Linked DNA regions of Mus musculus: region 2 is linked to region 1. The links are chromatin loops, found by intact Hi-C in ENCODE. Cell type or tissue: heart. All regions are shown on one strand. Links, peaks and the distances in the headings refer to the core of each region. The heading gives the core; the rest is flanking DNA. Region 1 holds the start of Gm39495 (a long non-coding RNA gene). Region 2 has its middle 32 kb from the start of H2al1a.

Region 1 (12,417 bases), core at 2,302-10,301:
ACACGTGAGCTCTCTAGACAGGATGGTTGGTGAGAAATTGCTGTATGAGCTTCTCCCTGAGTGCTCACCCCGGTTACCTTATGAAAGTGGCTGCCTGAGTGTGTTGTAGGAAAGCCAGGAGGGTATTTCTCTGGCCGTTCCCAGGCTCCAGTTGCCATCACATGCCTGCTGCCAGCGTCAGGGGTGGCCAGGGGGAAATCCTTCCCTCTGCATCCTGAGAGCCTCTAGTGGGGCATGTGGCAGTGCCCTCTAGAGACATGACTCTGAGCTGCAGACTTGTGGTGCTGCTTACCCTAGGGCACTAAAAATCCAGGAGCCCAGGACTGCTCTGTTGTTATACAGTCTTCGGGTAACTCAGGGAAGCAGCAAAGCAATGCAATGGGGGAATGTCTCAGTACACATTTGTGGGAAACCGTGCAGGTGTTGGATGTCTCCAAAGCATCCAGAAATATCCCCCCATGAAAGAGCATTCTCCCTGAGCAAGCCAACAATGACATCACGGCGCCTGGTAGAGTATGCCTGTATTTTCTCTCCCTCCCACACTCCAGTGTGTCAGGGACGCAAGCAAAGAGGAAAGACCCAGAAATGGCTAAGGAGAGGGACACAGGAGTGACAGAACAGTAAAAGGCCCAATTGTTTTCTCTGTTGCCAGCTCCCCTACTCTTGGGGTAGGTCAAAGGGGATCAGACTAGGCCACTGAATCTCCCAAAGGCTTCTAGAAGGTACAGGAGCATGTGTGTGTGTGTGTGTGTGTGTGTGTGTGTGTGTGTGTGTGTGTGTGTGTTACAGGTATAAGGGCAGCTGTTGGAAAAGTCTCTGTTTTATATTAGTATCCTGCCCATTCCAGTGAGTCTAATAGGCTGGTTTTGCATGCATCTGTTCACCAGCTACATGGCCTTTTGTCCTTCAAGGACGTCTCTGAAGCTCAGAGAACATAGGGTATTTATTTGGTCCAGATTGTTCATGTCAAATGATTTCCTTCTTGGTTAATTTCACAATTTAAGGGCTCTTTGTGTTTTAAAGTTAAACAATGCCCAGTCTTATGGTCTCAGCACAAAGGCTTAGAGGGATATGAGCAGGGATGGGTGGGGTGCCATATACCATAGCTGCCCCCAAGGACCTCTTATGGCAGAGTGCTATAAGTCTTAGTAGCTGCCTTGATGACAGCCTCATTCAGTGATGGGCATATGGACATATGAAGCCATTTGCTCTGAAGAGAAACATACCTTCCTAGAGGGAGGAAGGAAGCTGTAGGACTCAGAGAAGTTCCTCAAAGCTGTAAGATCCACAAGTCCAGTTACCAAGGTTATATACACTATGGACAGGAGATGCTCTGACTAGCTTAGATGCCTGCACATTTATGCAGCAACGTTCTGAGATATAGCATGCATGAATCACTGCCTATGCTGGAGTGGGCTTTTCAATACTGCAGCAGCCTTTGAGCCACCCATGCTTATACTCCTACGGCCCCAACAAGCTCGCTGGTTCACTAAGTTAGACTTGGATGCAATTATTTCTTTGACCTATCATTGATGTCCTATCTAGGGTGAATAGACACTTGTTTATCCCTCCCCAGGAAAAGTGACAAAATGTGAAACTTGATGTGACTCTGGTTTTTATGGTGGCCTATGCTAGCAGGCATTTAATGGTGGAGAGGTCTAAGTAGAAAGGGTTCCATGTGGCCTTCCCACTTCCCTGTTAAAGTCCTCTGAGATTTGTTATGGTATATGAACGAAAACACCAGTATACAGACACATGTGTGCACAAATATGAGTGAAAGAACATGCATATTCACATGTAGGCATGAAATGTATCTGTGTACCCATTTATAGATACAGATCTACATTTCAAGACATATGCACAAACATATACTAAGCGTGTGCACGCATCCCCGTTTGCATGCACACACACACACACACACACACACAGAAAGACAGAGAAAGGAGGGTGTTCAGTGTTAAGAGCACTGGCTGCTCTCATAGAATCAAACCTGGGTTTTTGTCCCCAGCACCCACCTGGCAGCTGATAACTATCCATCCATAATTCTAGTCTCTGGGGATCTGATGCCCCCTCTGGTCTTTGTTGACTCTGAACACACATGGTGCACAGGTGTGTGCATTCAGGCAAAACACTCACACACACATAAAATCAAAGTAAACAAATCTAAACAAACAAGAGTTTCAGAGACGTTCCTTCTTGTTTCATTTTGACAGAGTCTCAATACATAGCTCAGGCTGGCCTCAAACTCATTATTCTCTTGCCTTAGCCTTCCCAGTGCTAGGAGTATAGCCATGTGTTATCCTGTTCCCACAGAGAGATCTTGAAGGGACATTTCCTGTTCAAATATCAGCTTTCTTGCTGGGAGCTTGTGAAGCAGCCTACTCAATACTCCTCTCCACCTTGGCTCTTCTACATGCTCATGAACGGCTCAGGCAGGGCCCTTTCATCTGAAATCTCTCACAGGCTCCATCTGTTTTACTACTAGAGTCTGGGCCACTGTGGCAGATCACTGTCTTTGTTTTCCCCAGGGCTGCTGAGGGCTGGCATATGTGGAGGCTTCCTTGGAAAGGAACCTTCTTACTCCTGTGAACCCAGAGTTCCACATTATCTGAAGATTGTGGCTTGCTCTAAAGGACATGGGTATTTTTGCAGGGTTACTATACCAGATAAATTAAGGGCATGTGACCATCAGAGGAGCTGGACATGTTGGCTGGGTGGGGCAGAAAAAAAATCACAAATGTGTGACTGGCTTTTCTCTTAAGCAAAAAGACTGGACTCTGTACCCAAATGCTAGCCTCCCCCCCCCCCCACCATGAACATGGGAGAGTTTTCAGTAAGAAGACGTTGATGAGCCATTGTTCCATATGAACTAGTTGGAAGAAGAGATCTTCTTCTGGCTTAGAACATAAACAGGGCTGTGGAGGTCCAGGGCTGGTCTGGCAAGGGATCTCTTCCTGGAAAGACCAATCAGAGACACCACTTGGGAAAACAGTTAAGACTGGTCCCAGAGGACTTGCAAGGCATCGGATGGACCAAAAGCAATAGTTAGTGCTCCAAGATTTTTTATTTTATTGGTTGTCATGTAAAAAGATAAACAGCAGAAGAGGAAAAACTCGTAATTTAACTCAAGTAATAGTATTAAGAGTGAAAAATGAAACCAACTCAGGGTTATTAACAAGAACCAATCAGCTCTTCTAACTATTAGAAGGAGGAGGGAAAAGAGAGAGAGGACTAAAAAGGAGAGAGGAGGAAGAGGAGAGAGCAGAGAGCAGGGAAGATGACAAGGTAGGGATGTGAGAAGAGTCAATACAGATCCTATGTTAGAAAAACATAGGAAGGTTTAATGCCCTTAAACTGCCTCTTACCATTTGTGTTGGCATATGGTCAGGTTTTGTATTCTCTCACTTTTGACAAAAACATGAAACAAAGAACAGTGGGGGTTTTGTTTGTTTGCTTGTTTTTCCTGACCAAAATCAAGTCAAAATCAAGGAGTTATGAACTAGGAAGCTATCGAGCCTAATAATAGATAGCTAGAAAATGCCTACTAATATGAACCCTCCTGTTCTAAAGGTGTCTTAGTTAGAGTTTCTATTGCCGTGAATAACTCTTATAAAGGAAACCATTTCATTTTTGCTGGCTTAAAGTTTAGAGGTTTAGTCCATTATCATCATGGTGGGGAACATGGCTGCATGCAGGCAGATATGGTGCAGAAAAAGGAGCTGAGAGTTCTACATCTTGATCCACAGGCAGCAGGGAGAGACGGGGAGAGGGGAGAGGGGAGAGGGGGGACTGGGGCTGGGTTAAGCTTTTGAAACCTTAAAGCCCACCCCAGTGACACACTTCCTCCAACAAAACCACACCTACTCCAATAAGGCCACACCTCCTAATAGTACTACTCCTTGTGAGCCCAGGGCAGTGGGCAGGGAAGAGGGAATCTTCATTTAAATCATCACAGGTAGGAATTGCTGAAAGTAGGTATGTTAGTCCTATTGAAAGGGTACATGGCAGGGTCTGGAGAGATGGCTCAGCAGTCAAGAGCACTGGCTGCTCTTTTAGAGGACAGGGGTTTAATTTCCAACACCCACATGGGAAGTTATAACTATCTGTAACTCCAGCTCCAGGGAATCTGACAAATTCACACAGATACACATGCAGGCAAAACACCAATGCACACAAAATATAAATAAAAATTAAAATTGAAAAAAAGAAAGAAAAAGATATAGTACATTACTACCAGGCTGTGATTGCCTTCAGGGAATAGAGAAACTCCATTCCTATACATGACTTTTTGAGAGATACTAAAAACTCAGTACTAAGTGGGTTTTAATTTTTAAAGTGTATTTGTTATTACTGTGTGAGAATGAGAGTAAGAGAATGTCAGTACACGTGTGGCGATTACCACTGAAGTGTCAGCCCTTCCTTCCAGTGTGGGTTCTGTGGAGCAAAGTTAGAGCATCAGGTTTCTGCGGCAAACACTATTCTGTTGTTGCAATTTCCCTCTTGGATACATTTATGTTGAGCGACTCAACCCTTAGAAGGACCACTGAAAATTAGAAAATGCATCAATGGCACCCCCTCACTGCTTCCTTCACATCCACCACTCCCCCCTCCCTTCTCCGCCACTCTCCCGCTAACCAGGCAGGCTGGCGTTTTGGCATAATCAGGATTTTCAAGTTAAATAAAATTAATTTCTTGTTTTCAAACAACACTGTAGCAGTTTTTTGATTCTTTGGCACTCTTCCATTGAGGGGTAACATCTATGTCTTCTCCCCTGGAACGTGGCAGGCTTGCGACTGTTTTGACCAACTGTGTACAGAGAAAAATGACACAGTAATGCCTAAGCCAGCTCCTAAAAGGCAAGGCAGCTTCTGTCTCTGTGCCTCTTGGGACTCTTCTTCTGCATGTGTTTCTGAAAGGGCTAGCCTTTTCATGTCCCTCCAAGGACACTCTCAGAACGCAGTCACTGTGCCTGAGACACACCAGAGGTCCTGTAGAAGTGCTCCAGAGTGAGTCTCTGCCAACCTGCTAGCCATCAGTGAGCAATGGGGACCATCACTGTGTGGAATCCACCTTGGACAGCCCATTCAGTTGAACCTCCAGTGGATTCCAACCCCTGCCACCACTTCACCAGGTTAGCTTGAGATATCCCAAGTGAGACCTTCAAAGCTGAGTCTACTCAATTCTCCGTTCTGAGACATGCTAATATTTGTTTTCAGGGTTCGGGTACTTTGCTACCCAATGGTAGTACCCAGACCAAGCATCTGCCTTGCTTGGTACTTGTGTAAAAGGCTCTGAGAACTTCCTGGGTTTCCCCATCACTGCAGGCTCACAGTTGCCTGGTGTGTTAGTGTTGGGTTTCTTGGTGCCCCAGGCTCCTGCAGCTGGAGAAAGTAAATGGTTGTGGGAGACACGAGCATTAGTGAGACAGGAAGGATGTCAGGCAACCTGGCGAGCCCAGGTCAAGAAAACCTCCACAGGATGCAATTAAAATGGGAAAGTTAACCTTTAAGGAAAGAGGCTGACTTTACCTTTGCATCTTAAGAGATGTGACCTGGAGCAAATTTGTCAGATCCCTTCTTCCAGCGAGCCCCAAATCACCTGGCTTTCTGGTGTTTGGATTCGGGACTTTCAGACTTGTGTACACATGGAGAGGGCATCCAGGAACACAGAGAGGCCCTGAACTGCATCCCTACTCTGAGCCAGGACATGACAGAAAACAGAGAAGAGAAAAAAAATCAGGAGAGGAAAAGAGAAGGGGGACAGAGAAAGAGGGAAGAGAGGGGGGAGAAAGAAAGGAGGGAGGGAGAGAGAGAGAGAGAGAGAGAGAGAGAGAGAGAGAGAGAGAGAGAGAGAGAGAGAGAGAATGAGGAAAGGGAAAAGGGGATGAGGAGGGAGAAACAGAGATAAGGAAGAAGGGGAACGGGGAGAGGAGTGAGGTGTGAGAAAAAGAAGGAAGGAAGGCAGGAGAAGAGGCCAGAAGGAAATGAGGGGCGAAGACGAGATGGAGGAAGGCAGGAAAAGGAAGCAGGGAAGTAAGGAGGCGAGGAGGACAGGAGGAGAGGATAGGAGTGTCAGCGAGGCTGCCCACACGGTGTTCTCATTTCCCACTTTCCTGCCGTATTACCTTCATCAGAAACAGATGGACTGAAGCGCAGCAAAGCTTCCCCAGGCAGGAAGCATTGCTTTAATTTACTCAGGTCACGGCAAATCCATTGGCATTCAGCACGTGAAGTTGTTTGAACTTACAAGGAGTAACCCAGCAACAGCAATTACCCCACGTGGCTGGCGTGCTCTGATGATACAAACGCAAGCCGAATGGAGTCTCATAATTTCACAAGGTGACAAAAAATTGGATTCTGCTGTTTCACCTTTACCTGTGAAGGAGCAGGGAGATGCCAGCCGGCCAGCTAAATACACAAAGTCCATCGGCTAGGCTCCATGACCGAGGCTCCTGGTCCTGCCCTCTACCTTGGGCCTGCTGCCCCAGGTGGGCTTTGGTCCCCTGAGGGCACACCCTCATAATATCTTATCAGATTTACTGTAGTAAGCACTAGAGGCTGGCTAGTAAGAACATATCCATTCAGAGCCCACTGTTCAGAAATTAGGGGTTATTTTTTGTTGCAGAGAACCAGCAGATGTCAACATAGGCACCATTGTTGAAAGAAAAAAAAACCAGACTGAATAATCTTGTGATAATGTATAACATTTAATTGAGTTCTAACTCTCAGCATGGTACTGTCTGAAGTGCTTTACGTACATGTCTCAGTCTTCAAAGCAATTCTGTGAGGGCAGTTTTAGCATCCTTTCTATTTTGGAGGTGATGATTTTGAGACACAGAGAGGTCAAGGTCTGCCCAAGGTCACACAGCTAGTGATCGAGAGAACCTGGCTTACAGATTCCCAGCAATTTGATTATCAGAGCTACATCCTCAATTATTTTCGGAAAGGCAACCCCCAGCTGAGTCAAGAAATCAAACGGATAAGAATCAGCTTAAGAGTATACCTTCTATTCATAAAAGAAATAAGGTAAGTGTTCTGTCAATAACTCAGATTCATTCATTAATTCAGGGTTCCTTCTTGGCTATCTTGTTAGTCCTTATTTTATGCATGGCGCGGGGGGCGGGGGAGGGGAGTTCACTTAGACCCTAGATTCACATTCCACCCTGTTATACTGGCTTTCTCATTACAATTTGAAATCAGTGAGTTTTTTTTTTCTTTTTTCTGGAAGGTCTGGTCGCCTAGACTAATCACAGCTGTGTTTGAGGGGATCTTTGAGGAAGGGATATTTCACCATGCAGTCTAGATTGGCAATCAGGGCCAGCCTGGGTCGTCAGCTGTCAACTCCCAGGGTCGCTCAGCAATGGGCTGAGAGCTCTCAAGTCCCACTTTGCTTGATGGGCACAGTCAGTGGCCTCCAGGGAGTTGGCTGGAACCCAGAAGCCTGAGCAATTCTTTAAGCTGGAGGTAGCCAGCCCATTCATCTCCCGCTGGGCCACCATCAGCGAGGAACTGATGGAGAGTGTAGGAGAGGGAGGAGGAATCTGGGAGTTCTGTGTATGGCACAGATGAGAGCCGTTCTTAGGTTACAAAATGTCTCTGGGCTTGAGTCTGGGGGTAGATGTGCCAGGAGAAAGATGCTCCCTCAGTGTAACCAGGAAACAGATGGCTCGGTCTTTCTCAGAAGCAGGTGGTCTGCCAGCTGATGCTAAAATATCAAGGCTCTACCACCTTGGCAGGACAGGCAACTCGGTCTTCTGAAGCAACCCCATTATTCCCCAGCTATGGGAAGAGGCAGGGCACTGTATTGTTCTCTATAAAACCAAACAAAATGGGATATCTCTTCTCAAAGCAGCATTTAAAGTCCCCAAAGCTTTTTAAAAGTGGTGGGGGGGGGATAAAAAGAGTCTTCCAAGGGACTATAAATGGTGTCCCACCTAGGCCAGTTTACTTGGACAGAAAATGGGAAGTTTCTAGATTCCCAGAACCATATGACATTAGGAATCATTTAGTTTGGGGTCCAGTGTTGCCAAACATATCTTTCTAGAGAAAAAAAAAAACATTTTAAATGGAACAGTGTGAAACTGGGACACTGGCTATACAAGACAATCTTTTAAAAAGCCTTTTTGGGGGATTCTGGGGAAGTGGCTTAGTTGGTGAAGTACTTCTTGCTTGAACATGAGGACCTGAGTTCAGATTCCTAGAACTCTCCCAAACTGGGCATGGTAGTTTAATGCCTATAATCACAGTGTCTGGGAGGTGGAGACAGATGGATCCCGAGTCTTCTGTCCGGATAGCCTAGCCAAGTTGTTGAGCTCTAGGTCCAGTGAGAGTCCCTGTGTTGAAAAAGAAAGTGGGACACAATTAAGGAAGGTCCTCAGCATTGGCCTGTGATGTGCACACACAGGAGCACACATGGCCATCTTCCCCTCAAAGACATTGGACCTAAACAATTATATTTAAGAACTGCATTTGGTTCACATAGGCCTTTGCTTTGCAACCCTGTGAGAAACCTAGACACTTGCAGAGAAAGGGAGACTGAGATAAGATCTTTAAATCAAAGGAGCAGTAGCAGATAGCTCCTCAGTATGAGATCTATAGCAGATATTATTAGGGTCCCAAACCCACCCCCACCTTCTGGATTCTGTTGGTTTCCTCCCTCATTCTCAAAAACAAGAGTCTGCAGCTCTATACCCACCGAGTGTTTCAAAAACGCAGAAGGCCCATTTTGCCTGTGTGAAGTGGAAGTAGTCACTCTCTGCTCTCACATATCTCTGCTCTCACATACCTGCAGGGCTGCCCTCTTTTCCCAAGCTCTGGTTCCCACCATGTTCTTAACGTCTTCCTTGAATTTTCAAAGTAAAGGGAGTAGACTCAAACCCTGCAGAAGGTCAGAGTCATCCTCAGGGAGACCCATAAGGAAGCATACATAGGTCTGGAGGACTGGACGTGGGGAGAAAGCCTGGTCTCTGGGGTTGTTGGCTAGTGCAGTCCTTGCAAGTATGGGAGCAGAATCTTTCTCACCACCAGAGTTCGATGTCCATGGCTCAGAGTGGGAGCTCTTGTCCTCATTGAGGTTGGTTGCAAAGAGACACCTTAAAGAAGAAGCAGAGACTATGGGGCTCCACAGCTTGGGGAAAGGCTACCTCAGAAATGGGGCATGAGGATTCTATCATATTCAGTAATAGAGAGCATTCATCCTTGGCACAGCTCAAATAATTACTGGGACCATGTCTCTGAGTATCCCATAAATGAAAAATAGTGAGCATGCCATTTCTATTAATAATACTTTTATTAAAAGTAAAGTTCAATTCAGTGATGAGAAGAAGGCAGGCAAATGATCTTCCCATTTCTCTCTTCTCCCTTACCCTCTTCCATCTTCCATCCTTTTCTTTGTTCCTCTTCTCCTGTGTGGCCTCCCAGGGCTGAGTGGCACCAGACACTGTGGCTCTGGCACCCCTGGATGACACCAGTACAGGGGTCACCCTTGAGCTCATTCTTGTCCAGGGAGAACAGCATGATAGAATTCCTGTTTGTGTGTTTCCAGAGTTTCGTTTTAAGGAAGAAGTGAGAGAGGCCTGTCTTTGGGATGGGAGATCTTCACCTTCACCTTCACAGCTATGCTGTGCTGTCTCTAGGAGCTGGTAAAGATTACAGATGTATCCTCAGAAAATAATAGCTTAAACGTGTGCAATAAAATACAGAGTCACAAAGGAAGCCAAAGATATTAAAATATGCTTATAAAAATATTAAAAATCAGAAATGTGATAAATGCACAATTATTAATGCCTTAAATATGATTCAGTGGCAGCTCTAATAACTATCATAATTTCCAGGTGGTGCTAAGTATATTTTATGATACCTGCAACAACTATAAAGTACTGCAAAAATACCCACACTTTCTCTTGGTGATAAACTTCAAGATCTACTAACAACTGTGGACATGTTCAATTGCAGGCAGAGGTTAACAAAAATGAATTAGGGATCTGTCCTATCTAAAAGAACAGAGTCCACTTGCTACTCGCTATCTCTCTAGATATCTGCCATGGGGTAGAGAAAGTAGCTTTTCTGCCTTCTGGTTTCCGCAGGATGTGGTTAGCCAGCATGGTTGTGGACAATTGCTCAACTGTCCAGCCACCACATTCTTAGCAGCAGTATTGTGAATACCTGCTGTGTTGCAAGCACATCACTTACTTCAAAAACATCCATTTAAACCTGGCATGGTGGCACATGCCTGTAATCTTGGCATTTGGGAGGAGAAGGCATGAGTGTTGTCATGAGATTGAAGCTATCCCTGCCTAGGTAGGAAGATCCTATCTCAATAAAACAAAAAAAACCAGAAACTATCTATTTATACCTTCAGGTAAGGCAGGTAGTGCAGGGGTGATTATAGTTCCCAGTGATAGCACATAATGAAAGTTGTTGCATGTAAATGCCTGCCTGCCTTTTTTTTCCTCTCGTCGTCCTTACCCACGCCATCCCCAGGTTTTGCTTTTGTTCTCCTCCCCACAGTCATCACAGCACATGTACTATACGTGCACACATCTGTATAGTACAATACCGCATGCTGAGTGGGATTTTACTTTTTTTTATAGCCAGTATCTTGTTATATATCTCATTAGTTTTCCTTCCTTTTTTTCTATTCAGTGCAGTGTCACGAAGATCTGTCATCTGCTGAAGTTGGTCTTGTGTGTGGCTTCTTATCCTTGAATATTTCATAGGGTACACTCTGATGGTTAATTTTAAATGTCAACTTGCTCCAACCTGGAATCACCTGGGAGGAGAGTCTTAATTGAGGAACTGTCTAGATCAGATTGGCCCGGTGGGCATGTCTGTGGAGATCATCTTGACTCTTAATTGATACAAGAAAACCCAGCCAGTTGTGAATGACACCATTCTCTTGGCTGGGTCCTGAACTGGACAAGAGTGAAGAAAGCTAGCAGACAAGATGGGTACATTCACTTCTCTGTACTCTTAACTATGGATATGGTCTGATTGCTGCTTGAGTTCCTGCCTTGACTTCTCCAAAGTGATATAGCATAACAGAACCTCTTCCTCTCCTTTGTTGCTTTTCATTGCATATTTTATTACAGCAATAGAAATAAAGCTAGAAGATGTACCCACTGTGCTTTCCCCATCTGCTTCCCTAAGGATAGAAACCCATGTCGAAGCCAGCTGTCCTCTCGGTTGTTACTACCAACAGGTCTGTGGTGAGAATCCTTTTAAAAATGCCTTCCCAGGCTTGTGCATGAGACAGTTCCTCTGGCTTCTGAATCTGGGCTGGGGTAGTCACTAGATACTAGGGTCTGTTCTAACAAAATGTCACCAAGCCAAATCAGGTTGCTTTCTTGAAAAGCTGTCCCAGTTTTCCAGTTCACTCACAGTGCATAAGGACTCTGTTCTCTCCATATCCTCACCAAAACATGGTGGGCTTTCTGTAATTCTGCCTGCTTTGATGGGCATGAGAGTCAAGATGCCTTACACAGTGTGGAGAATGTTTAGGGTGCCTAGGGGGTACCACTGGTATGTGCCCCAACACTAACTATGCAAGTTCAGAGCCATACTGAAGCCCTGTTTTATACCAAGCTTGCAGCATATATCTCTCCAACTGTTTCCCTCTCCTGGTCTTTACGGCCTGAGAACCAGTGCATTCCCGAAGCAAAGCCCACCAACATGGTGAACATAACATGGCCAGGGAACACCTAGTTCAATAAATGGGACTTGAAAGTCACAGCTCTGCAGTGCTAGAAGGCATTTGTTGGATGCTCAGGAGTCCTGGGGGACTCAAGCTTGCAGTGATTACATCAAAGACCTCAGGGAATTCCTGGTTTCCATGGCTTCTCTTCCAGCCTCTGGTTCTGTTTTCTGCTTTCTGTACTCAGTTCCTGCCCATATTCTATTCTAGCCAAATTCCCTGCTTTTTAGGAAACCCATCTGATGCATATCCATTGTTTCTATGTCTACAACAACACTCTCTTGCTCTGCTGCTTCTCAGGTAGAAAGGACTAAGGTGTATCTTTCATGCAGTCTTGATTTCCCTAGTGGTATTCCACCAAGATTCTTAGAAGAGAACTGTCTAAACAAGAAGCCAATTTGTGGCTGCCTCTTTCCCCTTGTCCCTTTCTGGTGACAGTTAATTTTCTGTATCAGTTTGGCTAGTCCAATTTGGGTCAAATATAACCCTAGATGTTTCTATGAAGGGTTCTCCCACCCTTTTGGATGATATTAGAATTTTATCAGTTGACTGTGTAAAGTAGCCTGTCTTCTGTAATGGGTCTTAGACTCATCCAATCCTCTGAAGACCCTAACCGAGCCTAAGGTCCAGGAAAAAGGAAGGAATAAGTTGTAGACTGCTTTCACACTTGAGATTGCAACATCATGAAACTGTAGTCCATAAGATTCTGTACCTGAGAGGATACTC
Region 2 (12,417 bases), core at 1,797-9,796, 97 kb after region 1:
TATTACTTTTGTCTAGGTACAGAGTTTCTTTGCTCGGCCTCTGGTACTGTATTCATGTTGTTCAACAACTCAAGACGCTATGTTGAGTTGAAGCCTTGGGTTGCAAATATATGGGCCTTGCTATCAGGACTCCTCCCCCAAGACATCCTCTGGATGGCTCTCCTTGTTATAAGAGGCTATCACATCTTTCAGCCATACTCTTTCTTGTTTAAAGCTTCTCGTGTACTTGATTGCCAGGCCTCTCAGCAATCATTAAACAAAGGTCATTGGAATTTTCAGTTCTGCCGGATCTTGCAACATCTTTCTCTACATAGTTATAACCCAGAGATCAGATAACTTTTGTTCTCACTGCCTACCTTATCACATACACCTATTAGAAACTGATGACTAGACAGACTGGGGTCCACTAGCTGCCAGCAGTCGTGGCCAGTCCACCTGGCTATGTCAATTGCTTTAGCCAGGTGGACCCTGTCCCTCTTTCCTCTTTCAAATCACTCAGGATTACAGCAGGTTGGCAGAACCCTTGTTCCAAAGACATCTTCAAAATGTGGTTCTTAGCTTGTCAATATCTCCACCATAGGAGCTTCAACTAGAGTTTGAGAGAAGTGAATCTAATTACCCAACACAGTTCCCTCACACAGAACTGCTCTGAATCATATTTATGAATTTCTAGGTGGAAAACACACCTTCTTATTCCCCTGTGCTCTATCTCTCTTAGATGAAACCCATATTTCTGTTTGTGAACCAATTAGAAACAGTGACTGCTTGCTTCAGAAAGTATTTTGAAGCACCCACTACTTACGCATTTAGCATGGACAACACAGAAAGGAACAAGGCTTGGTTCAAGTGCATAATAACTGTTTAGTCCTTCCAGGCAAAGGGATGGGAATGTAAATGATGGATCCAAAGTGAGGACTGGCAAAGCAGATGTGTGCTTAGGATTCTATGGGATCTGAAAGAAGCATCAAATGAAAAGATTCCTAGCCATGCTAGGAGAACTGTAGTCGTTACTTTTTGGGATGAAAATGCTGTACAGAAGCAAGTTAACATGGCAGAGTGGCATGGTATGTGACAACAGGAGCTTCTGGCATGTTCACATCTTGACAATTCAGGAAGCAGAGAGCAAGAGTGGGGCTGAGTCATCATCCTCAAGGCCAGCTTCTAGTGTCCTATATCTGCCTGGTGGGCCCTCTAAGATTCCACAAACTCCCCATATAATACTCTCTGTTGAAGACCAAGCATTCAAACATTAGCTTATGGGGTCATTTTATATTCAAACCAAAGCAAGGAGGATAGAGAAGTAGAGGAAAGAAGTAGAAGATTATGTTCAAGCCTGGCACAGAACTTGAAGGACGTTACCTCATGTTTCTATTTCTGCGTAACAAATCACCCTAAATTAGTGGCTTGAAGCAGCATTTTGTTTGCTAATCCTTCTCCAGTCAAGGCTGAGGTCAGCTGGGTGACTTTTCGGCTGGCCCTTTTGGTAATCCCTCTTTAGCTAAATTCAGCTGGCAATTTTTTCTGGAGACTGGATTCATCTGAGCTTTTCTTTCTCCAAGTGGTCTTGGAGTCTCTCTGCCTCTCCACACAGTGATGTCATGTGTTTTTTTAGAGAAAGGCAGCCAAATGTCTTAATTGGAGACTCAGAATCCTAGGAACACCAGAGTAGAAGCTGTCAGGTGGTCTTTGGAGTTAGGCCTGGAACCACCACTTGCCACCACCACTGCATTCTGTTGATTAAACCTAGCTGTGGAACCAGACCCAATTGAAGGGAGTGGACTTTCCAAAGGCCTGAATATCAGGAGACTGGGTTTACTGGGGCAGACATATGGTGGACCAGCTAAATGAAACTGGGAAAGGCACTGGGTAAAAGCAATATAGGCAAAGACACAGAAGCAGGTCAACCCATAGCTTTCGGGAAAATGTTATACATTTCAGCACTGTAGAAGGGAAAGTGTGCAGGCAATAGTGAGTTACTGGCTATGATCTCTGTGTGTTCTTCCGTTTTTGTTTGTTTTGCTTGCTTGTTTTGTTTTGTGATGTGTTTTGTTTGCTTATTTGTTTGATTGTTGACTTATTGTTTTTGCCCCTTGACTTGACCCGGTGTCTGTAGGTGCTTTCTGGTTTGTTGAACTCCCATGTGAAACAATTCAGCTCTTCTTTGATGTGTTACTTGATGTTTTGGTTATTATGACAAAGTATTTGAGGTCATCAACTCAAGATGAGGAAGGATGTAGTTTGGATGACTGTTTTACAGAGACATGGCCAATCTGTGGGACCATAGGCCACATGTGCCCCAAGACAGCTATGAATGTTGCTCAACACATTTGGACATGATACCTTACCACAATGTCAAAAGGTTAGACACCTCCTAGTTTTAGAGATTTCAGTCAATGACTGATGGGTTCTCTTGCTCTGGGATTATGGCAAGGCAGAGCAGCATAGGGGAGGGAGTATGTGTTAAAGCAGAGCTCATGGAAGCTGGTAAGCAGACATGGGGTAGAGGCTGCAGTTACAGTAGCTCCTTGAAGGACATGACCTCAGTGACATAACTTTCTCACTACCCTCCACATTCTGAGGGTTCCAGCCCTTCCCAGCAGCACCATAGCCTGACAACCAGCATAAGAACCTTAGGGAGACATTGAACATCCAAACTCTTAATAATTGATCATAGCTCCAACAATTGATCATAGGAATTTCAAGGTTAGGGCAGTGTTACTATCCAGTCACCAATGCTAGTTTCTATTTTCCCTGGTCACTAAGGTAGTGTACCATTCTCAGATTCCTTTGTAGCTAAAGATGGCCATGTCAACTGAGTTCTAGTAGACTGGTAGCATGCATGCAGTCGCTCACAACTTTGTCCGTATTCTGATATTTGATCTTTCACATTCTTGCCCCATTCCAATTGACTGAAAATTGGGAACTCCAACAAAGAAGTTCAGATTGAAGATGATGATGGTGTGCAGTGGAAGGCACCTGGGTTCTTGGATCACTGAATTGGCAGGTGTATTCAACACAATTAGGTTCCAGGTGTCAGCTTGTCACATAAGAATGAAACCACTTTTTTATCATTGATAAGCCCAGACTTGTGACGGTCTGTAAGTTACGTCAGTCAGCATTACCCTAGCTAGCATGAGTAGGATCTGAGGAGATGGAGGCTATGTGGGGGAGGAGGTTGAGGAGAGGAGGGAGGAGTAATTGAGGCTTAGGTAGGGTCAGCCAAGTATAGGAAGAATTCTTTGAATGAGATCATGATCATCTTTCTTTGCACGAGGTCCAATTTACCTGGAGGAACATCAGGAGCCTATTTCAGGTGGACTCATTGACATATTCCCATCTGAAAGTGTACTGTACTTTTAGTTTTTCAAGGGCCTTTGACAGCTTGTAGCCTTGGAAACTCTCCATGGAGAGTATATTGACAGGAAAGCAATGCGGTAGCTTTTTGGACAAGTTAAAGGACCGGAATATTATATTAACATAAAACACTGTGTATTTGGTTCTCTGTTGTAATCTGATTCCCCCGAGCAATCCTTCAACGTTTCACGGACAGAATTCCCCCTCTTTTTTTTTTTCCTGAGTGGACAAAAATGAGGTTGAGTTGACACGAAAGATCTTACAGTTAAGTGCAAGAGACCTGGAATCCACATCTTCTATTTCTAGGCCATTTGTGTGTGTGTGTGTGTGTATATATATATATGAATGAATGTGTTGAGGCCACACCCATGGTCTCTCACTCAAAGCTTCTAACTGGACAGCTCTGTGGGTACTGCATCTCCTCCCCTTCCAGGACCCATGTCTCTCAGCTTGCCCACTTGAGGGCTGGTTCTGGCACCCTGGAAGCTTACTTAGCTCAACACAGGCACAATTTGGAAATGCAAGGAAATATATAGGTCAAGGGCAACACATTTGTACCGAGGGACAAGATATAGGAGTAAATATTCTACTCACCCAAGGAACAAATGCCTGAGCCCCAGAAAATGTCTACAGCTCTTTAGTGCAGTCCAAATTGACTTTCCTCCCTGACCCGCCTCAGTCTCTAAGCACCCTCACCTCTGCTTTGCAGGACCGTCTCCCAAAGCTAACTGGCTGCTTGTGCTAGTCTCAGTCTGTCTCATGCAGTAGCCTTAGACTAGGGGAGTGAGAAACATGGGAAAGGAGGAGGTTGTTTTTGTTTCCTTTGTTCTTCCTGAACTGGCCTCAGACAACCTGTTCTAGCAGCGCTGAAGGGTAATGCCCATGGGCTTCTTTTACTAGTCATGTCCTGCCAGACTCTCTGTTCCATCCCAGGCAGTTGGTGGCCCCTGAGGGTCTGGACTCTCCTATGCATTGGTGACTTTGCTCTGCTCCCAGCTGGCATCAAGAATGACAAGGAACAGCTTTGGTTCCAAACAGGAGCAGATGCTGCCAGCATACCAACTTCTGCCAGCAAATTGGGGGTTGGGACTGGGCAAGAAAGCGTGATCACTTGCTCGGGCTGCCACAGTCCCCAGTGTCCTCTGTAGCCAATAGTCACCAGGGAGGCCAGGGTGATAGAGATGTCAGCTCAGCAGTGACTACTTGTTGAGACAAGTTTAGGATGGCATGGTGCCACGGAGAGGAACAGAGGGACCTTCACCAAATGCCAAAGGGCCCACAGGCCCAGATCTGATATGCTGAACCATGGTGGCCAGTTATGCAAAAATGCCACCTGTGGACTCTCTCCCAGAACAGCTGTGTTTATTTATCCTCAAATTCATTCATTCACCTATATAGTGATGCTCCTTATGTGTCTAGGGCTGTGCTATGAACTGGGCATGCAACAAGGAAAACTGACGATATCTTTTCCCAGTCATTTGCATGTATAATATGAAACAGAGACATCGCTTGACCAAACCTTTATTGTTTTTGAGAAAAGGGCTCTCTATGTAGCCCTGGATGGCTTGGAACTTGCTATATAGACCAGGCTGGCTTCAAACCCACAAACATATCTGCCTGTCTCTGCCTCCTCAAGTACTGCAGTTAAGGCATGCACCACCAGTACCTAGTTTGATGAAACCTTATATATCTCTAATCATATGGCAGCAGGTGGTTTTTCTCTTACTCAATCTGAAACCTATGAGTGTATGACAGTATGCTGAGACTTTCACATGTAATTCTAGCACTTGAGAGGTAGAGGCAGGAGGATCAAGACTTGAAAGTCATCCTCAAGTATATATCAAGTTCAATGCTAGCCTGGGCTACGTAAGACCCTACAACCAAGCCAAACAAAGTCAAACAAAAACACTGTTCTTTAGTGTGCTACAAGCTCCAGAGTTATGTAGACACAGACCACGCTTGTCAGTAAGAATACAACAGGCTTAAATACTGTCAGCATCCAATATCCAGCAATATCTGTAGGCCAAGGAGGCATGAGTCAATCTGTGGTGAGTCCTAGGAAGGTTTATAGGAGTGTTCTTCAGGGGGTGATGGCGGTGGCTCTTTGCTTCTCTAACTTCATCTTATCATAGTCTGCAGCTCCTGAGTACACGCAGGCGAGGTTTTGCAGATGGGTTTTCCCTCTTTGGAGGCAGAGAGGCATGGTATGGGGCGGACAATCCCTTCAGCATCTATGTGTGCTTCTTGCCTGGGCTGCCAAGCGTCTGCGAGTGCTGGGGTTGGGGCTTGGGCTTCCTGCTTATCTAGGAAAGGGCCAGATCCCAGCTTCAGTCATGGTTGGTCTCCAGGGTTACTCCAGCTCCGGTTCTTGCAGACACTATTTGGAGCAGCTCCCAAGCCATTAAAGCCTTCCTCCTGGGGAACTCCACAGCTGTGGGAGAGGAGGAGGAGAGGGGGTGGAGCAACCAGTTCAGATTCACTTCAAAGCAGAAGTGGAACAATCCCCGTTACATTATTAATCCCCGGAGCCATGTAAAGTTTCATCTGTTTTCTCTCAACGAGTTTTTTACAAGCTATATTTCCTAAAAGCTGCAAGACCTACAACCAAATGGTGTCTTTCACATGTGTGTGAAAATCTTGGGATAACTCCTGTAGGGCAGAGGACAGGGCCACAGGTTCTAATCTTGCTTTTGGCACAAAAAGCCAGGTGTGTGAAAAGCGGTGAGCCACAGTCCCTCTCTGGGATGCCCTATCTGTAAGGGTTAGGCTTTGGCAGCAAAAACAGTACTCAAAGTGTCAGCAATAACACAGCGATAACAAGTAGTGCCACACATCTGGTGGATGGCCAGGATATGACCGGAAAATCATACCTGGGCTTCAGGGTTCTGGTGTCAGAAAGAATCCTGCACCACCGTCCTGACCAACAGGCCAGGTAGGTGTTATGGTTTAAATGTCCAGCCCTTTCCTAAATTGCCAGGCTAGAAACCATATTCCCTAACCTGCAGTGCTGGGAGCTGGGGCCCTCTGGGGAGCATGTAGGTCAGGTGCTCTGCCTTCATGAGTGGACTCACATTCCTCTCCTAAGTGCTCATGGGGTTAAGTTCACTGCTTTTGCTGTTGCTGTTGCTGTTGTTGTTGTTGTTGTTGTTGTTGCTGTTGCTGCTGCTGCTGCTGTTGCTGTTCTCCCATATGAGGACAATTTCCCTCTCTTGCCTTTCTTTCTTCTGCCATGACAGAAGCACACAACAGAGGTTAGAACTTCCATTTTGGAATTCTCAGTTTTCAGAGCTCTAAGAGAACTAGTTTCCAGTTTTTCTACAAGACTCAGTCTCAAGTATTCTGTCATATCAGCTCTAATGGTGGGAGACAACTGTCTTATATGATATCAGAGGCACCATGAAGGAGGCAAGGCCCTGCCATCAGCAGAAGAAAGTTCCATGCCTTGCTTTACCTGAAAGGCAGGGGAATATACTCCTTCTATGGCATGGTGCCTTCACTGTAAAGTGGGATGAAGGATCTGTTACCTGGATGCAATTGGCCATAGTCTCCTTACCTATAAGAGAAGGAATTCCCCAGGTCACAAGTTCCCCTGGTGCCCCCTGTCTGTAAGGACAAATAATGAGCTGGCAACCAAGTAGAAAAGCTGCTAGTGGATGACAGCAAGCAAGAAATCAGCCTGTTCTCGCTTTATACAATGTCTCTGACTGGAAGGAAGGGGCAAATACTAGTCACTGACAAAGATGCAGCTCTTGGCATCTGCTGACCCTCCCCACAGAGGGAAGCTGCTTTGCACAAGCTCAACACATGTGGCCACTGGGATGAAAATTCAGGTGAGTCCTGCTCTGAATTCCCACGCCTGGCCTGGCCTTCCCCGTGCCAAGAATCACCGCGAGTGGACCTGCAGCAGAGATCAAATGCTCAGAGCTCTCTGTGTACGTGTTGTAGAGGCAAAAGAAACAGCTTCCTGCCAGAGAATATGCAATTAAAAAAAAACAAATTATATCAGCAGGACTCTCTTTGCTGGAAGTGTGAACTTGATAGAAATCAGAAATGCAAATGGTATTCAAGTGCGGTTAAAACTTCCGCTTTCCAAAAGGGGGAAAATTAATTGCTTTTATACTTACCGTAGTGATAAGCCGGAGGCACATGCTATACACAGGGAACGGCATCCAGAAACCTTCCAAAAGGAGGAGGGAAGGAACGCAATAAATCTCCCCTAGAATGCCTTATGTTCCTTGCTGCTGCAGATGTGCATGGCATGTAATTTTCTAGCCATGCAGTTCAGGGACCTGCCAAAGAGTTTCAATTTCAACTGACTTGTGTAAGGGAGGTCTCTGGAAGGTTGGGAGAATAGTCACATATCACAAAAGACGAGCTGAGGCAGAGGTAGTCGCTAGGAAGCCATCATTGCTAGGAAAGGGTGCTGCTAGCTTATGCATTTTAGCTGACAGGATATCGGAAGCTTCTCTACTTCCTAGAATGCATGTTCTTGCAAGAAGGTCCCTGAAATCCTCAAATGGGAGCCACTTTCCTCCCGTAGTTAGGCCTTGCAGGGAATGGCCAGGGATCCAAAACTGCAGAGACAGATTGTCCTGGGACTGTCCCTTTTTTAGTTTTGCTACTGGGATGTGTACTTTGCTAAGTAGGCAACCCCACTGACTCCCAAACGTGTCTCAATGGTATATCATTAAACAAACCGTTTGCAAGCGTCTTCTGAGAGTGAAGGCACATGTTCCCCTTGATCTATCTACTCCACTCCCACGTCGCTACTCAACTGAAACACATGCCTAGGTTTGCGAAGAGAACACACATAAAAATAGTCATAATAGTTAAAAAAAAAGAAAACGAAGAAAAACCTGGAAACAATTCAAATGCCTATCTTCAGGAGAAGAGATAAATAAGGCATGTCATAGTCACACAATGGAACAGTATCAGCAATGGGAACCAACAACCTCCAATTAGACGCAACGATACAGATGACTCTCACAAGCAGTCTTGAGCGAGAGCAGTCACACATGAGGGAATACGTACTGTATGACTCCACTGATATAGCATTCTGAATCCCGTAGAATTAACATACGCTGTTAGACAACAGGACAGCAGTGCTCGGGCCACTGCTGGCCATAAGTAGGAAAAGTGAGAGAGTGTGAGGTGACATCTGGGATCACGGTGCTTATTGATTGGATCTGAAGTGTTCCCCAAACGTCTCTGTTAGGAATGCTTGCTTGGTCCACAGCTGGTAGTGCTATTTGCAGAGGCTCTGGAAACATTAGCTGATGAGGCCCAGCTGGAAGGTTACACCGCAGCCCCAGTCCCTTTCTCAGTCTGCTTCTGGTCTGTTATGAAGGGAAGGAACTCTTTTGTTGCGTACTTCTGCTGTTATTGAAGTGTAGGGGGTCCAGCAACCATGGACAGAACCCCTCGCAACTGTGTGGCAGAGTACTTTTCTCTTCATGCTGTTGATATTGGGTGTTTTGTCGCTACAGAGAGAACATGGGTCTGCTACAAATTTGTGGTCTAGGTGCAGCCATACAAGTAACTAAACATGTGAAGTCAGATATGTTGAGTTTGTAAAATCTTGTGAAACTGCACATTTGTGATTTCTGCACTTTTCTGGCTGTTCATCTCAATCTGGTAAGAAGGAAAATGATATGGCTACAAACCTCTTTTCAGTCCCATTTCCCTTTCTCATTCCTGCCTTTGTTTCTGTTTGATACCTATTCCTGGACTTGGGAAGAAGGGGGCATAGCGCTGTCTAATTCCTCCTATGTGCACCTTTCTTCTTGTCCAAAAACTATCTAGATTTTTATGAGGACCTGAGGGTAGAGTTCTGATAGTTAACAATACCCTTATAAGAAGAGAAAGAGTTTTTGCACACTGTGAGCAAGGTCCTGGGGTCAGTCCCTAGCATCACAAGAAAAGAAGAGAAATTAGAATCCCTCTCCCTCTCCCTCTCCCTCTCCCTCTCCCTCTCCCTCTCCCTCTCCCTCTCCCTCTCCCTCTCCCTCTCCCTCTCCCTCTCCCTCTCTCTCTCTCTCTCTCTCTGTGTATGTGTGTGTCTTTCTCTCTCTCTTTGGCCCTCCACCATCTTCTATAGGATACAGAGCAAGAAGTAACCATTTGTGAATCAGCAAAAGTGCCTTTACCAAGAATCTGACCAAATTGGCACCCTGCTCTTGGCTGTCCAGGCATTAAAAGCATGAGAAACAAATATTTCTTCTTTATTATTCCACTTTGAGATAATTTGTTACTGTGGGCTAAACTAAGATGCTTGTCCACCTGAGGGTACCCCACCTTGAAAGTCAGTCCTCACAGAGCTCTCCAGAGACTGGACATCTCTGGATCTCTTCAAGGAGTTCCAATAAGCCTGCTTTCAGATGCAAAAACAACAACAACAAAAAAAGAGGCTATCTAGTCCGGTCATAAGTTTGGCTCAGTATTTAGCTGCTAAAGCTTTCTGAATACCTTCGGGTTCCTGATGTAAGCACTTCAGAAACTTAATGGTTAATCAAAGTGGACCAACTGTGGCATGGAATCATTTTGTTGCCATTCTTTCTGTAGGCCCATACATATTTTCTCTTTCATAACCATCACATCAAGGTTGTCTGTCAGATCCATGAATCCATTCAGTTAGCATTTCCTCCCATGGACCTGTGCACAATTTTGATGGCCTCATAAAGAGTCCATGATGTGGGTCTCTCTGAGATTTGAAGCCCTGGCCTTTCCTATTCTTACTCTTCTTCCTTTGTTTCTCCCTTTTATTTCCTGAGCTCTGGTCTGCTAAGCAATATTGCCTCTCTCCTGGTCTAGGTAATGCTTTTCTTTTTTTTTTTTTTTTTTTGCCAGTTCTGCCATGTCCCTTCAAATATTCACCAGTTTTACAACTATAACCTGTCTCATCTTAAAGGTGAAGGGACATTATAACATTACTAAGCAGTCAGATAGTCTCAGGAAGGGTCCTTCTATAAATAAGGTCTTCTAGAGTGCTCACTCATATTCCATATCTCTTTTCATTTAAAATTAAAGAGAGAATTTCATCTGTTTGTGAAATCTGTAAAAGATAATCTTATAGAAAGAGAAGGAGAAAGATAGTTACTAAAAGCTAGGAGGAGGAGGGTACAGGGAATGAAAAGACGCTGATCAAAGGGTACAAAGTTTTAGTCAAAATGGAGGCATAGCTTTTGGTAATGTGTCACACTGCATCCTGACTACAGTTAATAAAAACATTGTGTATTTCAAAATTATTAAAAGAGATGGTTGACATTCTTATCACATAAGATGATAAATTGGAGAGGTGATAGATATGTTAATTAGCTTGACTGACTCTTTTTATACTATAGACATAGATCAAAACATCACATTGTAGCCCATAAACATATGAGATGATCTGTCATTTAATAATAAATAATAAAAATGAGATACTTTATCAAAGTTTAAGGTTCACAAAGTTTAAGATTCTATTGCAGAGACAAAAATGGTTTAAAATGTGGAGATACTAGCTAAACACGTTTTACTTTAGTCCTGGACATTCATCTAGGCTACATTTCCCAGTTGCCCTTGGGGTAAAGTATGACCATACAACTGACTTTGGGTTGATTAGATATAGTCAAAAGTGACGTTGAGAACTTTCATGTTTGCCTCATACTTATTTTTCACATGGTCTTTGGATCAATTTCTTCCATTGCTCATCCCTGTTGGTTGGACATTAATTTAATAGAGTGATGTTGGAGGACTTAATAGTCTCAGCATGGCTGCCCACTGGTGACACCAGAAAAGCTTAAAACAAAATTCCATGTCCGTGTCCCATGTTCAGTCAATTAAGTTAGAATTTCTGCTGTCAAAGAAACAGAGCTCCTACTGGTTTGGAACCCTCAGTGACTGTGTAAAGCTAAGGCCCTTCTACCACATTATGGTTTGAATCTGAAATGTCTCCCACAGGCACATGTGTTGAAGGTTTGGTTCTCAACTGGTGATGCTACTTTGAGAGATTCTGGATCTAGGTTATTGCTTGGAGGAACTAGATCATTGGGAATAAATCTTTGAAGTTCATACAAGACCCCTAAGTACCTTTCCTGATCTCTGCCTTCTGATTGGCATGAGCTGAAGAGCTTCTTCCACCTTTATACCATCATGAAGTTCTGCCCAAATCAAACAATCATGAACTCAACCTTTTGAAACTCTGAGCCCCAAATCATCCTTCTTCCCTTAAGGTGTTTCCTCAGATAGTTTGGTTACAGTTGGGCAAAGTAACAAGCATCTGCCTTAAACTGCTCTTTTCCTGAAAAAGAAATGAAATTGCATACGGTGACACCAGAGTTAGCTTTACTGTAATTAAAAACCTGGACAGCTTTGTACCTGTCGATAGGCTAGTAATGTCCTAACTAGCTCCTGGCTGACAAGAGACTGTTGGTAGAAAGTGAGTAATGAGGCTTACATGAGGACAAGGGATATAGACCTTGGCTTGGGCATCTAGGGAGTGCTTGCGAATCTAGGTCCAGGAAAGGAAAAGAGATGATAGCAGTATGGCGAGGAACGGATGCTCTTCTCCAGTTTTCTGTTCCTAGATGCTCAAGCAGAGGTCTTGTCCTGATGCAAAGCTCATTGCTCACTTCCTACCAACAGTCTCTTGTCAGCCATCAAAGCTCTATGTCAGTCTGATCTGAGAGAGCAAGTGTGAATGTGTGAAGGGGAGTTTGTTTGGGTGGGCTGATGGACACTAATTGCACAGTAAATCTGTAATCTTCCTGACTTAGGAATTAGATCACTTGAATTGTAGTATCTTTCAACTGGAGAGCAAAATTTTGGACTTATGTGACCCTGCTCCTCCATGTGGAGACACGTTTCACCTAAGTAATAGAATTTGGCTTGCTATGAAGGTTTTGTACTCTTGTAGGTCAAACAAGAATCATTGTTTAAGGATAACTAGGACGGAAGCCCATGAACTGTATGCTCTTGGCTTGATTTTTCTTTCTCAATTGTAGTGACAATTTTGGAATTTTAGTCCCTTTAAAAATCATAGAAATATTGTAAAAGTATGTATTCATTTTAATCCCAGGTGTGGAC

Evidence for each region. Hi-C counts contacts between places; a loop is a spot of excess contacts. Peaks named below come from ENCODE experiments on the same cell type or tissue, not always from the same donor. Only the 100,000 strongest peaks of a DNase experiment are listed, where the experiment ranks them.
Region 2: it touches region 1 in a loop (2.2-fold over the local background); 5 of 42 quality-filtered maps call a loop at or near these places.

What each region holds. Positions count from the first base shown.
Region 1 is chrX:11,359,151-11,371,567 of GRCm38, reverse strand. Gm39495 (a long non-coding RNA gene) reads right to left here and starts at 9,534. Exons shown (of 3, transcript XR_878056.2): 1 at 9,365-9,534; 2 at 9,021-9,091; 3 at 8,058-8,332. In heart, for the core only: no CTCF peak of the experiment used is centred there; no DNase peak of the experiment used is centred there; H3K27me3 peaks cover 792 bases.
Region 2 is chrX:11,261,318-11,273,734 of GRCm38, reverse strand. No RefSeq gene overlaps it. Among named protein-coding and RNA genes, the nearest start is that of H2al1a, 32 kb to the left of the region's middle. In heart, for the core only: no CTCF peak of the experiment used is centred there; DNase peaks (open chromatin) are centred at 4,404 and 5,714; H3K27me3 peaks cover 2,129 bases.